2 separate regions of the Homo sapiens genome follow, and region 2 is linked to region 1. Evidence: read pairs that join two places in POLR2A ChIA-PET (ENCODE). Cell type or tissue: Panc1. All regions are shown on one strand.

What was found. Peaks named below come from ENCODE experiments on the same cell type or tissue, not always from the same donor. Only the 100,000 strongest peaks of a DNase experiment are listed, where the experiment ranks them.
Region 2: POLR2A ChIA-PET joins it to region 1 with 14 read pairs; 2 of 35 experiments call an interaction of 5 or more read pairs at or near these places.

Annotation. Positions count from the first base shown.
Region 1 is chr11:4,613,738-4,621,737 of GRCh38, reverse strand. No RefSeq gene overlaps it. Among named protein-coding and RNA genes, the nearest start is that of TRIM68, 9.5 kb to the right of the region's middle. In Panc1, a CTCF peak has its summit at 2,136; no DNase peak of the experiment used is centred here; H3K27me3 peaks cover 1,676 bases.
Region 2 is chr11:4,700,583-4,708,582 of GRCh38, reverse strand. It overlaps MMP26 (matrix metallopeptidase 26), which reads right to left and starts at 3,799. Exons shown (of 8, transcript NM_021801.5): 1 at 3,538-3,799. In Panc1, no CTCF peak of the experiment used is centred here; no DNase peak of the experiment used is centred here.

The sequences.
Region 1 (8,000 bases):
CCTGATATTTGTAAAAAATAGCATACATGTGGTGGTCCATTTTCAATTCTAAAGGCCTTGAAATAGGTTTAAGCAGGCTACAAAGAAACCAAGAAGCAGAATGTACGAAGCCATCCCCTCTTCTTGCTTTCCCCTTTCACCCAACAGCTAGGCACCTGTCAGTCAGGCCCCCACTTAACTTCCCTCTCCCACCTCACCAAAGAATTTGGTTTAGGCTAGTTTACAACCTAGGTAATTATACCCTTTCTTTTTTTTTTTTTTAATTATACTTTAAGTTTTAGGGTACATGTGCACATTGTGCAGGTTAGTTACATATGTATACATGTGCCATGCTGGTGCGCTGCACCCACTAACGTGTCATCTAGCATTAGGTATATCTCCCAATGCTATCCCTCCCCCCTCCCCCCACCCCACCACAGTCCCCAGAGTGTGATATTCCCCTTCCTGTGTCCATGTGATCTCATTGTTCAATTCCCACCTATGAGTGAGAATATGCGGTGTTTGGTTTTTTGTTCTTGCGATAGTTTACTGAGAATGATGGTTTCCAATTTCATCCATGTCCCTACAAAGGACATGAACTCATCATTTTTTATGGCTGCATAGTATTCCATGGTGTATATGTGCCAGATCCCTGAGGAATCGCCACACTGACCTCCACAATGGTTGAACTAGTTTACAGTCCCACCAACAGTGTAAAAGTGTTCCTATTTCTCCACATCCTCTCCAGCACCTGTTGTTTCCTGACTTTTTAATGATTGCCATTCTAACTGGTGTGAGATGATATCTCATAGTGGTTTTGATTTGCATTTCTCTGATGGCCCTGTTTGCAGACGACATGATTGTTTATCTAGAAAACCCCATCGTCTCAGCCCAAAATCTCCTTAAGCTGATAAGCAAGTTCAGCAAAGTCTCAGGATACAAAATCAATGTACAAAAATCACAAGCATTCTTATACACCAACAACAGACAAACAGAGAGCCAAATCATGAGTGAACTCCCATTCACAATTGCTTCAAAGAGAATAAAATACCTAGGAATCCAACTTACAAGGGATGTGAAGGACCTCTTCAAGGAGAACTACAAACCACTGCTCAAGGAAATAAAAGAGGACACAAACAAATGGAAGAACATTCCATGCTCATGGGTAGGAAGAATCAATATCGTGAAAATGGCCATACTGCCCAAGGTAATTTACAGATTCAATGCCATCCCCATCAAGCTACCAATGACTTTCTTCACAGAATTGGAAAAAACTACTTTAAAGTTCATATGGAACCAAAAAAGAGCCCGCATCGCCAAGTCAATCCTAAGCCAAAAGAACAAAGCTGGAGGCATCACACTACCTGACTTCAAACTATACTACAAGGCTACAGTAACCAAAACAGCATGGTACTGGTACCAAAACAGAGATATAGATCAATGGAACAGAACAGAGCCCTCAGAAATAATGCCGCATATCTACAACTATCTGATCTTTGACAAAGCTGAGAAAAACAAGCAATGGGGAAAGGATTCCCTATTTAATAAATGGTGCTGGGAAAACTGGCTAGCCATATGTAGAAAGCTGAAACTGGATCCCTTCCTTACACCTTATACAAAAATCGATTCAAGATGGATTAAAGATTTAAACGTTAGACCTAAAACCATAAAAACCCTAGAAGAAAACCTAGGCATTACCATTCAGGACATAGGCGTGGGCAAGGACTTCATGTCCAAAACACCAAAAGCAATGGCAACAAAAGCCAAAATTGACAAATGGGATCTAATTAAACTAAAGAGCTTCTGCACAGCAAAAGAAACTACCATCAGAGTGGACAGGCAACCTACAACATGGGAGAAAATTTTCGCAACCTACTCATCTGACAAAGGGCTAATATCCAGAATCTACAATGAATTATACCCTTTCTTATCAGCTAAGCACAGCCACTAGGGCTGTAAGTCAAAGTTTAAAGTCCTGAAATAGTCGCAGCGCATTGTGGGCTGCAATAAAATGCAGCAGGAAAACCCTAAAGAACACACTGGAAGCCTTAACCCAACTACCAATAGGTGACGTTCGGGAAGATTGTAACCTCACAGTATTCAGCCAGTGAGGAACTGGGGAGGGAAATAAATTGCTTGTTGTAACCATCCCAGGTGTGCCTGCGTGCCAGACGCCGATCTTGCAAGACTGCCATTAAAAGTCTTGCTTCTGCTGTTCTCCGGGTCCCTGAGTCTATTCTTTGGGTTTGGATGGGTAAGGGTATTTTTCACAGATTGGCTACAACTTTGCTTGATACAAGAATAGGTTATAGTCTTTACACATTTCGTTAGGTTACAGTTCACTACTAAAGAGAAACTTTTATACTGAACTGAAGATACGTAAGGAGGCAGCTTTAGGCTAAACTTAATTTATCAAAAGTTAGAAGGTTGAACGCTGAAAGACTTTAATGGAAATTGGATGTTAATGCCTGACCACAGTGCCTTCATAGAAAGCTTTGCTATAGCTGCAGAGACAAATGGGTACAGCGAGGTAAGGAGCAGCATTTGTTGTTTTTGTTGATTTTGTTTTTATTTTTCCATAGGTTATTGGGGTACAGGTGGTATTTGCTTACACGAATAAGTTCTTTGGTGGTGATTTGTGAGATCTTGGTGCACCCATCATCCAAGCAGTATACAGTGCACCCTATTTGTAGTCTTTTATCCCACAAGTCCCCAAAGTCCATTGTATCATTCTTATGCCTTCGCATCCTTGTAGCTTAGCTCCCATATATCAGTGAGAACGTATGATGTTTGGAGCAGCATTTTTAATGGAAAAAGAAAAAGAATTATAAACAGAACTGAACAGGTAAAAATATTTTCTTGATTTCATGCTATACAAATCATACTGGATCACAGCATGCTTATTATCAGATGAGTGATCATCTTATAATAAACTTTGTGGCCAATAAATCTGTTAAAATTTGCAAGTACCTATTGTCTAGTACACATTCAGATCCCATCATATCATTCCCTATCTTAAACGTTCAAATGTCTTTATCCTTTGGATAAAGTCCATATTCATACTGCTTGGCAATGGGAATAGCCCTGCATGATCTAGTACCTGCTGTCTTCTCCAGGGACTTTCCTGTTGTGCGATGTTCTATTGTGCCTTCGTGTCTTTGCATGTGATGTACATTCTACCAGGAATGCTTTTTTTTTTTTAATCAAATCTAACTATGGCTATCTTCCCATGGAATTAGGGCTGCATTAGTACTGTTTACACTGTGTGTCAATTGTGCCCTTCATCTCACATCTTTGCAGATTGGGGAAGGCGGTGTAAGATAGAGTAGCCCACGTGCAACTCCAAAGACCATGTGTAGGCAGAGGGAAGCTTCAGAGAACATTTAATACCCATTTCCTTTTGGCTGTCCCTTTCCAGGAAGCCAAGGAGATGGCAGGAAAAACTGAGCCTCAGAAACTGCACCCTGCCCTCTCCTTCTTTTGTCAATACAGAGGGACTGCAAGAGTCTCTGCTCATCTCCAAATGGCTGGGATGGTCCTTGTTCCTGTTTTCGACTGACTACTCAAAAAAACGTTTTCCCAGGGATAGGCAGAAAAGTCCTCAAAGCATATTTGGATTCCAGGGTCTGGTCCTCAACAATTACTTATGGTTGGGCTGGCCTCTGTGAAGATTCAAAGTGGAAGCAAACACTACTCTTCCCTATCCTATGGCAGCATTTCCATTTTCTGTGGCTGTGAGATCAGATTGTAGGATGAGGTCCAGGCAGTGAGTCCTTTCCTAGCAGGCCTTTTTAATACTCCACTCAGTTTCCACAGCAATTTGTTCTAGTCATTCAGCAGAAATGTATTCAGCACCTAATACATGTCAGGCACAATCCTGGTGCTGATGACATGGTGATGATCAATACCTGCCATCGAGTTTAAACTGCACAGGCATAGTCATCACAAGCTTTGAATCAGTGCCAAATTTCCAGCACGGGGAGGTGTTTCCAATCCCATACCATACAGCATCAAGTAGTTTTTCCTTCCTTTATAGTTCCCATGTGTGAGTGTGCAAAACACTGTTAGACATGGTAGATACATTAGTAGGTGTGGTAGATACATCATTATTTAGTGGAAACACCAATTTTATGAGCTAAGTATTATTAAACCTGATTTAAAGACAGGAAACAGGCCTAATGGGAGAAATCGGGTAACTTACGTACAACCTGAAACATGGCTGGTGATCTCTCCACTACTCAGGGTTGCCCAGTCTATGAACCTATGAATAAGCAAAGGATTGATAAAGACAAATTGGATGAAATTGTTGTAAATAATAGTGTGGTATATTTTAAATGTATACTTGTATACATATATTTATGCATATGCAATATACTGTGTGTATATGTACATATACTTATGCACACACAATATACTGTACCTATATGTGTATATGAGTATGTGTGAGTGTGCATATGTATATGTCTTCTCAACCAAAATATTATTACCCATGTTATATGGTGTGATATGATTTGGATTTCTGTCCCCACTTAAATCTCATGTTGAATTGTCATCTCCAATCCAGTGTCGGACTTGGGGCCTGGTGGAAGTTGACTGGATCATGGAGGCAGATTTCCCCATTGGTGCTGTTCCCATGATAGTGAGTAAGTTCTCACATAAGAGCTGGTTGTTTAAAAGTGTGTAACACCTTCCCCCCACTTCCTCCTGTTTCAGCCATGTAAGACGCCTGCTCCCACTTTGCCTTCCACCATGAGTCAAAGTTTCCTAAGTCTTCCCCAGAAGCCGCCATGCTTCCTGTACAGCCTGAAGAACCATTAGCCAATTAAATCTCTTTTCTTTATAAATTACCCAGTCTCAGGTATTTCTTTATAGCAATGCAAGAACGGACTAATATGCCATGCTAAAGGTTCATAGCTCTGTGGGAAGGGCACTCAGCCACAATATTCAAAAATAAAATGTTCCCAAACTCAGGGATGCTACATCGATAGAGTTGAATTAAAAAAGGATTTTCATACACACCAGGGTTCAGATCGCAGCTTGGGCTCTCAGGTAGATAAATTAGAATCTTCATCTGTATGATGAATATGGCAAATCATCATAGAGATGTTGTAAAAATTGAAATGCATGTAAATTTACTAGCACAAAATCAATAATAATAGTGATCTTTTGAGTGCTGTTTATATATAATTCAAAGATTAGATATTCTACATATTTTTAAAAAATCGAATTATGTTCCTGGATATATGTGATAATTATCCATGTCCAGAGGAGTATTGGTCATCTGGGTCTGTGTTTCATAACCACCCCTTATCCCAAATTACAGTAATAGTGTCAGGGAAGTACCAATTTAAGCTATTTATTAAGCTATTGGCAAAGGCCTCAAAACAAGTAACCCTCAATCCCAAAAAAAAAAAAAAAAAAAAAAAAAAAAAATAGACCTTCCAGTGTCTAAAAACTCAATAGTATGAAAGAGAGTAAAGTGGATGGAGAAGTTGTTTGAGAATTTACTTAGCAGGTAATCTGAGTTATCATAGGTTGGATGCCCAGAAACACAACTGAAATATGGATTTTAGTTCAAGTAGTTTATTTGGGAGATGACTGCAAGATGAAATAGTTGGGGAGTTAGGAAGAAGGAAAAGAAAGGAAAGGAAAGGAGAAGGGAGGGGGAGAGAGGGGAAGGGAAGGGAACCAATAAAGGAGTCAGTTTATCCCCATGGGCAACTGGGTCTCAATTCCTTTAAAGATCTCTTGGAGGAAGTAAAACATACCTGAGAGTTGTACTACATGAGGAGTAAGAAAGTGAACATCTTCAAGTAGGTTACCACTATGAGCAACTAGAACTCAGTTCCATTAGAGATTTCAAGGAGGGAGTAGAACATACCTCAGTTATACCACCCAAGGAGTAAGGAAGTTGAGTAATAATCCTCCAACTTCCATTTTCACTGGCTAAGGGATGCTCCAGGACTATTAACTCCCTGGCATTCCTGGTTTGCCACACAAGGGAAAACTTTCAGATAAGAGACACAGGCTTGCAGTAAGACATGGCACCAACAACATCTGGTATACATCTTATTTATGGAGAAATCGAGAATCTTAGGTTTATAGATGATCCCCCCATCTCTAAACATATCTACGCCCATTCTTGTCTTTTTTTCTGTATATAGAGTCGGGTATCTCTCCTGTCCAAGATAACCTCTCCACCTGTTCTCTGAACACCATACCTTCCCATATCTTCTAGGACCCCATCCCCTCAATATACATCTCATTTGTATCTTTAGCCTCTTGTTCTTCACTAAATCTGTCCCCTTAGCAAAATCAGAGTGCCTGTCTATCTGCTACCTTTATCTCTATGACCTTTTACAACCACTCTGAACCAAATAATACACTTCCATTTTGTCAAGTTATTCTCGTTAAGATGACCAATAGCATGTTGCCTAGTTAGCAGATGAGGGAGAAACTAGACCAGGTTCTGTCATTGGGAAGCAAAGTACCATAGGAGCAATTGAAGGTGCTGAACTGGGGAAGGACTCCCTCTTATTTAGGCATCCAAGCGCAAATGGTTTTGCATGCACGATAGCAAGATCTTGATTTGTAGAGCCAGGGATTCACCTTACAGGGCAGGAAAGTCTTCTTCCTTAAGTCAAATGGTAAGAGTGGAATAATTCTACCTGGGCTGGAGTGAATTAAATTCAAAGTAAGTACAGATCTGTAAAGAATATTTTAGGCCTTTGGGTTGTTACAGCCATGAATTAGTAAACTGTATTATATATGTTTCTCTGGATTTCTTAAATTCTGTTTTAAGCTGTATCATAATCGAGAGATGACTAACTTTCAGTAAACTGCATGTCTTATCTATAGTCTTTCCCTGGGAACCAACTACATTTGGCAAATTATCTCATTTCATTTATTGGTTAAACTTTGATCAAAGTTGTAGATTTAAGAGCTCTGGAACATGGGTCCAAGCACAGCAAATATCATCATAAGCAGATAAAGAAGAAGTTTCATTTTCAACCAATGTGGGAGGCAGGGGGACAGGAGGCGGGAATAAAATAATCACAAATCCTAAGGCCAATAAAGAATGAAAGGAAACCTATAACAAGAATGGCGTTGCTTTCTTAATCAGATTGGCATGGAAATAGCAGTGTCAGATGCATCATTTTAGTCAACAGATAAAAGAATGACAGAGTGCCTTGATGAAGAGTTACAGAGGTATCTACAAGACAGTTTTAGCTTTAGAAGTGGAAACAAATTAAGAGTGTATCAGAAATTGAAGGAAAAAAAATTTCCTTAGGAGTTGAGTTGAAAAATAAAATTAGGGTGAGTTGAAAAAGAAAATTAGGTGTCTTCTGCTAGATCAGAAGACATTCTGATCTAGCAAATATGTGGCTATTATAAGTGGTAGAGAAAAATGGAGCTAATGCGTTTACAAAAAAAATGATGGACCTACTTGTACTGACAGGGAAAAAAAGAGGGAAATAGAGTATTAAAGGAAGTTAAAGTCATAGTTTACTACTTAGTAAAAGAGGTAACAACATTTATAGAAATTCTGGAGAATATAAAGTCTAAGTGAGGAGAAGCAAAAATCTGGGAAGATGTGTATATCCAAGAATAGGTCTCTGGGTCTCTGAAGGCTTGGGCTCTGGAATAAAACAGAAGCTTAGGTTCAGGAACCAGATGATCATGATTTTATAGCTCTCATGAATGTGGCCAGCAATAGTAAACCTCCCGTGGACAGCCAGACTCACAGACCTAAGGAAATCCAGCACAGGAAGAAGGCACTTTGGTGAAGAGCTAAAGAGTCCTTAGAAATTTGTGATAGATGCCATGAAATACAAAGAAAAGAGAGGTACTAAGAACTGTGGAAAATGTCAGGCCTTAAACTTTTTTTGAAATGTATTTTTGCTCAATAGAATGCATCTTGTTTGACATGGTGTGAATATATTTGTCCCTCTAAACTTTATATATTGGAACTTAGTGTGATCGTATTAAGTAATAGAGCCTTTAGGAAGTGATTAAGCCAG
Region 2 (8,000 bases), 87 kb before region 1:
GTTCCCCTTTTACTTACTCATGCATGTATTTACTCAAAAAAATTAAATACCTACAGTGTTAGTGTGTGCATTAGAATTAGACTTGCTACTTTAAGAAGGTCTGACCCTGAGAAAGAAAATATTTGAGTATAGGTTAACTTAGTTATCTTCATTGCAACCCCCCGAATGAAAAGACAGGAGCTTAGACATCAGTAAGAATAACTGGTTACAGGAAGTGTGTTCAAGAGGGCATTTCTCTAGGTATTTGAGAAGAAGGAAAAATGTTCAATACAGGAAGCCTCTTTGAGTTCTCACACACACGCAAAGAAAGATAGTGGCTGGAAATTTTGAATTGAGAGGCAATGCAAGACAAAACAAAAGCTATGGATCTTCGAGTCAAGCCTTGGATCTCAGTTGGAAGATAAGCTTCACTTTTTCACCTGTGACTTTACATACGAGAATCGGGACATGTACCTACTTCTGCATCCTAGGGAAAATGACTCCTGCCCTGATAATAGGGCTTGAGAGTTGTGAAACTAATGTCTATGGTTGAAGTCACAGGATCAGTGAAAAATATCTTAGAGTAATAAATCTAAGGGAAATGAAGTCTGAGGACAGAGTGCTGGGGAACAGCAGTATTTAAAGAAAAGACCAGAAGAAGCGTCCTCTAATGAAACTGAGGAGACATGGCCACTAAGGCAAAAATGACTCCCAGGAAAATATAAGGACCATTTTTTCTCAGACCTACGATCTCAGAGCCAGAAAAAATGGCTAGCACAACAGCATCTAAAAGTATCTATTAAATGAATGAATGAACTGCTTCTGAAAATAGTGATAAACCCCAGTGCTTAATATTTCCACATATGTGTGATTCCCGATATGTGGCCCCCTCAAATTATAAGTTAAATTCATGCAATCATAAAAACATATTTCAACATAGGAGGAAAACAAGCAGTTTTCTCAATAATCTGATATTTATCTTTGAGACAAGGACTTTGCTCAGATTTGGACCTAGTGATAAAAACATTTATTTTCCCAGTTGAAGTGGAGAGCAAGTAATGACCTCAAGGTCATACACTCTTTATTTTAAAAATGAGGAAGCAGCCTCTCAATTTAATGTTCTTTTTATTATAGTAAATAAACCCAATTTGCAAACCAAATACCTGATTAGGGGTTAATATTCAAAATATATAAAGAACTCCTACAACTCAGTAGCAAAAACACAAATAACTCAATTTAAAAAGGGACAAAGGACTTGAATAGAGATTTCTCCAAACAAAACATACAAATGGCCAACAAATATAAAAAGATGCTCAACATTACTAATCACATAAATGTGAATCAAAATCATCAAAATCACAGTGAGATATAACCTCATAGCTATGAAAATACTTATTATAAAAAACAATAGCAAGTGTTGACAAGAATGAGAAGAAATTGGACCTATTGTACACAGTTGGAGAGAATGTAAAATCATGCAACCACTGTGAAAAACAGCACATCCACTCTGAGTATATATCCAAAGGAAAGGAAATCAGTTAGTCAAAGAGGTATCTGCACTTCCATATTCATTGCAGAATTAGTCACAATAGCCAACATATGGAAACAACCTAAATGTCCATCAACAAATGAATGCATAAAGAAAGCACAAGACATACATGTAATAGAATACTATTCAACCTTAAAAGCAGTAATATTCTGACACATGCTACAACATGGATGAACCTGAAATGAAATACTTCATGATTCCACTTATATGTGAAGTATCTCTTAGCCAAACTCATAGAAACAGAAACTAGAATGGTGATTGCAACAGACTAGGGAGAGGGAAAAATGGGGGAGATGCTGTTAAACAGGTATAAAGTTTCAGTTACTAAAGAAGAATTAGTTCCAGAGATCTGATATACAACATTTTACTTATAGTTAACAATACTGTATTGTGCTATTAAAAGTTAGAGTAAATCTCATGTTAAGTGTTCTTTTCTTTCTTTCTTTCTTTCTGTCTTTTTTTTTTTTTTTTTTTTTTGAGATAGGGTCTTGCTCTGTTGCCCAGGCTGGAGTGCAGTGGCGCAATCACTGCTCACTGTAGCCTCAAACTTCCAGGCTCCAGTGATCCTCCTGCCTCAGCTCGCCAAGTAAAGAACCTGTAAAGTAGCTGAGACTACAGGCACACACCATCATGCCTGGATAATTTTTTTTTATTTTTTGTAGAGATGGGGTTTCACCATGTTGCCCAGGCTGGTCTTGAACTATTGAACTCAAGGAATACACCTGCCTTGGCCTCCAAAGTGCTGGGATTACAAGTGTGATTTTATCACAATAAAAATAAATAGAATAGCTATATTGTAAACAGCAAAAATAAAAATAAAACATAAAAGAAAAACCCAACAGATTAAGTACTTGGCTATATTTCTCTCTAATAAAATTAGTGGTAATGTATTTAATGCCTTCTACGTGCCAAACAATTTACTTCACTGAATCTGAGTCCCCCTTTCCACTGTACATAGCTCATAGAATCTTTCTTCAACTCCTGCAATCAAAGGGAAACGTAATAGGATTCTTGTAACAGAGGGAACTCTATTAGCAAACATGGGTCCAAGAACAGCTCCCCCCACCACCACCACCACCACCCGCCCCCACCATCCCTGCTCCTGGAGCTGGAGTGCAATGGCACAATCACCTACTCCTCCCAGGTTCAAGCAATTCCCTTGCCTCAGCCTCCCGAGTAGCTAGGACTACAGGTACATGCCACCACACCCAGCTAATTTTTTGTATTTTAGTAGAGATGGGGTTTCACCATGTTGGCCAGGATGGTCTCGATCTCCTGACCTCGTGATCTGCCCACTTCAGCCTCCCAAAGTGCTGGGATTACAGGCGTGAGCCACTGCTCCCGGCCAATAATAGCTTTTTAAAAAAAATTCTGTGATTCTTAAACCAGTCTTGAGTTGTCCTGCGCTAAAACTAATGAGCAAATATTAAACTCTTCTTAAACAGTTCTCTTTAAGTGTCTCTTTCTCCCCCACTGAGAATTCTTCCATGACAGAGCCTATAACTTAAACATCCCTATTACCAGACTACCAGGAACATCTAAATAGACAGCCCTCACAACAAAGCTTCACATTCATTACTATCACAACACCATTATTGGGTATTAATAACTCCCCTTTATGGGTGAGAAAGCAGGGTAAGATTAGATAATCGAGTCTCAGAGGAAACATACGACGTTCTCAAATTCACCCAACAAGCCAATGGCAGATTCAGGAATTGAGCTCTGTTCTTACTCCAAACGCCATGCTCTCGCAAACTCCTTATTTAAATTTTTTTTTCTTTTTTTACTGTGGCATGAACAAACACATGCTGATGACTGTAGTCTATATTTGGAATAACTATTTTGAACGCTACAACGATATTTTTGAGTTGACATAACGTATGAAAATACACTACTGAGTTCATGCTCACATTTACTCTGAATACTTCCGCGTTTGTTTCATATACTATCTGAAGGTTATACAGTACCTAATTTATTTATAACTGTCTTCAATGCACTACAACACTGACCTTGTGCACAGAATTCTTGGGTCTGGAAGGTGAGGTTATTTGATCCTGCCCCCTGCTATTTGAAGGATCATCCCACACAGCAGAGAATCTATTAATGCAAAGCAAGTGAGAGAGAGTTATCTCAACCTCACTAACTTACTTGCAGAAAGGTTCTGTACTACTATAGCTGCGGAATCAGCCCCTGATCAGCCCTGCCCCTGGACAAAGAGGTCCTCTTCTGCCAGGAGAAAACATAGGGAAAAAATTCAGGAATAGGAGAACTACCAGATTTGAGAAAAACAGCCTTTATAAGGAGCCTAGAAGTCACCTGGTGAGAGTCATTTACCCAGCAGAAAAGCAAATTCCTAGGGGAGAACTCCCTACAGCTGTGTCCTGTTAACCCTTTGTGCTCCAAATAACAAATTGTAAAAGGCAACATATTTTCAGTCTATCTTCACTCTTTCTTCCCCAAAAGATAATTCTATAGATGAACTGCAATTTCAATTCTCATTCAAGAGCAATTTGAGCCCTAAACAGCTGTAGGACAACTTTGCATAGAGCCAGAGTAAGGAAGAAGTGTTGTTGTTAACGGATCATTAACAGCTGAGTTTGCTCAGCTGCCATTTGCCGGTTTCACAGCAATCACGAGACACGGAACCCAAATAGGAAAGGGGTTGCTGAGTTACTACATTCACTGAAGGTAGTGCAGTGGTTTTCTGATTGAGGGCCCAGGCCCTCCCCTGAATTTCCTGGGAGCTGTTGCTAACCTGTGCATAGTCACAGAAAATGACAACTTAAGAGGAAGTGACTAAAGGAAGACTACAAAACTTTATGAGTCCCTTGTGTGTCCCTTGCTAGCTTACAGAGATACTAGTCTGCTCTGTCCTAAAACTGCTACCAGCATGTTTACCACTGTGGTGGAGAATTAACCATGTTTGACAGACAGCTTCTATTTAAGCTGTGGACACTCATAAATGGCTTTCAGCTTTGTCATTAATACAGCGTTTCACAATTAATGGTGAGCTTGGAAGCTTGGTAAATTTCAAGGACAACTATTTAAACATGTTTCTTGGCATAAGAGGCTGTATCAAGAGGCCATTACCTTACAAAGTCCTGCTGTATGGAAGAAGGGGACGAGTTAACTATTCCCGTTAGAGTTGCTACAGAGCAGAAAATTTAATTATCCTGTTTAATTTTTTTCTTCTTCTCATGTCACAAGATTCTAGATCCCTAGGAAAATCTGGAAAGATGCATTTTTTCCCAGAAGTTCATAAAGAACCTGAGAAAATATGCTCTCTTTTTAGGTATTTTCTGGACTAATAGAAGCATAATCTTCCCCCATAAATACCTCAATGGGTTAGGGGGGAAATCTTAACAGTCCCAGATAAATGTGCCACATAATGTATGAGACTCCGTGGGAAAAAATGCACAATTTAAATAGAAGCTTTCAAGATACAGAAGCAAAAACAGACGTCCAGGCTGTTACAGGGAAATAAATGTGAAAATCTTACTATCCATGCTAGGAATTCCAGTCTGAGGGGCACTGGTTCATGCTCACAGACACAAGTGCAGGCTGATCTTCTACACACAGCTGCAGAAAATGGAACACAGAAGAGCTTCGGACTCTTTTTTAGTGCACACTCCAGACATTTAAACCATTCACCAGCCAAGGCTTAACAATCAGTGGATACAAGAAGGGCATAATGATCAATGCTCATTTTGACTGGTTGTCTATTCTAATTGTACTGTCCCAGGACTTAAGTATGTTACACACTTGCCTACATCTACCTGTCCATTAAGAGTCAACATAGCATTGGTTCAACTGAAAGTATTTGGAACCAGACAACCTTGGTCCAACCAGACAACCAGACAACCTTGGTCCAAAGCTCAGCTCTGTCACCAATCGTGTGACCTTAGACTACATCACCTCTGTTTTTTGCTTTTAATGTGGAGAAAATCGTTATACTGCTTTATAAGTCTATGTTGTAAAATAAGATAACCCAGTATTGATCCATAAAAAGGTCTTAGCACATTTGCACTCACTCAAAATGTGTTATTAATCATTGTAATAATTTATTTTTATTATTTATCATGATTACTATTGTTCTCATTAATATAGCAATTTTATTAAATTATCATTTAGTGCCTAGTATGTGTCAGATACTATGTTCCAATGTTGAGATGAGAAGGTGTAGTATCTACTCTCAAGGAACTCATATATCAGACAGATAGATAGACAACCATTATAACACAAATCTGGTCAGGACATTATCCTGCTTTCAATTCTTTGGCTTCCCAGGTCCTCAGAAATCTGGCCTTGCGACTGCTTTAGGTGGAGAAACATTTATTTCTACTCTCTCCCCTTCAGTCATACAGAGCTCATTTTCAGTTTCCTAAACATGGCATGGTTTGGCTCAGGTCTGAGCCTTCTCTCATTCTATTCTCTGAGGCAGTATTATGATGTTTACTGATTCCTAAACTCTGTTTCAAATATAATTCAAAACAGTTTTATTTTTTATTTATATTAAAATTAAAATAACTTTTTATCCTACATTTTCTGATTGCAGATTGTGGATAAATTAATGGAAGCTTAATTATGTGGGGGTTTTTTATCCTTTTTTAATTTTTCTTTTTAGTTTCCCTACTTTGCAGTGCCCTAATTTGGTCCTCAGTCCGCCAAGCAGATGAAACACCACAGCAGCTGACCATGCCTGGAACATTTCCTTAACCTTCTGTCATCTCCTCACCCTACTCTACTCTCCTGCCCTCATTACTAGCTCCCCTGTCAAAACCCTTTTCACTCACTCGGATCTCATATTATCAATTACATTTGGTTAGCCTCCCTTGATCACACAGGCTAACTTGTCCCAGCACCTAGGTGATCTATACCAGCACTTCACAAATATGAATGGCACATTAATGCGCTAGGTATCTTGCAAAAGCGCAGGTTCTAATTCAGAAGATCTAATTTTCTTTTCATTTCCAACAAGTTTCCAGGCGATGCTAACATTATTGGTCCTTCAATAGCAAAGATCTCTGTGAATACCACTTGTAGAGTAATTATAATACAGTATTTTAATTTCCCATTTACTTATTTGTATCCCCCATTAGACTTCGAACTGTGTAATATTTGGGTTGATATCTATCGTGTTCACTGTTATACCCTCAGGATCTTGTTCAATACCAGATATATGTAGAGTATCTATACAATATTTCTCTTAATAAATCAATTAAGAACTTTAATGAAAGCATGTGCAACAAGATATAGTGGGAGCAGAGAAGAATGGAATAAATAGGAATATTAGGAATAGCTAGAAGTTCACAGGGAGAGGTAAGGAGGAGTGACATTTCTATATACACCAAAATTGAATGGTCAGTGTTAGCCATATCAACGGGGTAGGAAAACTGCTAAATCCAACATGGCTGGATCCAGGAAAAGAGGTGAGTGAGGCTTTCATCAGACCATGGAGGGCTAGTAGGCCATATGGAGTTCTAATAATTTTTCTGAACAGTAGTATAAACAAAATGGTTTTTGACTTAGTGTCTTAATCTATTTCCTCTTGCTATAACAGAATACCAAATACTAGGTAATTTGTGAAGGAAAGAAGTATATTTAGCTCACAGTTCTGGAGGCTAGGAAATTCAAAAGCATGGTGCCAGCCTCTGGAGAGAGGTTTTGTGCTGCCATTACATGGTGGAGGGCATCACATGGCAAAAGGGCAAGGGCATTTGTGTCAGCCCAGATCTCTTTTTCTTCTTATAAATCCACCAGTCCCATCATGATGACCTTATCTGATCCAACTTATCTCCCAAAGTCTTCATATCTAATCAAGATATGACTTTGGGAATTAAATTTCCAACATGGGAGACATATTCAAACAGTAACACACAGCAACCCGTTTTCGTTGCTGTTGTTATTGTTTGTTCTCTTTTAAGTTTATTTCTACAATTTCAATGCATTAACCCTGGATTACCTGTTTTGCCTCTGGCCTCTTGCTCCTGTATCAAACCCTGTTTCTTTTATATCTTAAACTGTTTGCTCCTTGTGCTAGTCTTAGCCCTGAAACTTGTTTTTCTATTTCCTGATCAAGCATGACCATCCACTTGAGCTGGTATATGCACAAATTTTAAAGGTTGCATAACATCCCAGGACTCGATATAAATGCTTTATATATTCTGTATCATTGAGAATTTTTATCTATATTTTTTACCACTGTAAATAATGGGGCAATAAATTTTCCTGTACATAAAATATGGCCTGCATCTCTGATATCTTCCTTTCAATAAATTCTTAGAAATGGAATATTATGGACATTTTAAGACAACAATATACTGGAAAATATGCTTCCAGAAAGTTCATGCAAACATTGTAAAACAATGCTTAGTCCACTGTAACACAGCAACACAACACTATGTATTATGTGTTTTAAAAAACATTTGCTGATTTGATAGCCAAGAATATTTTACTGTTTACCGTAGTAAAT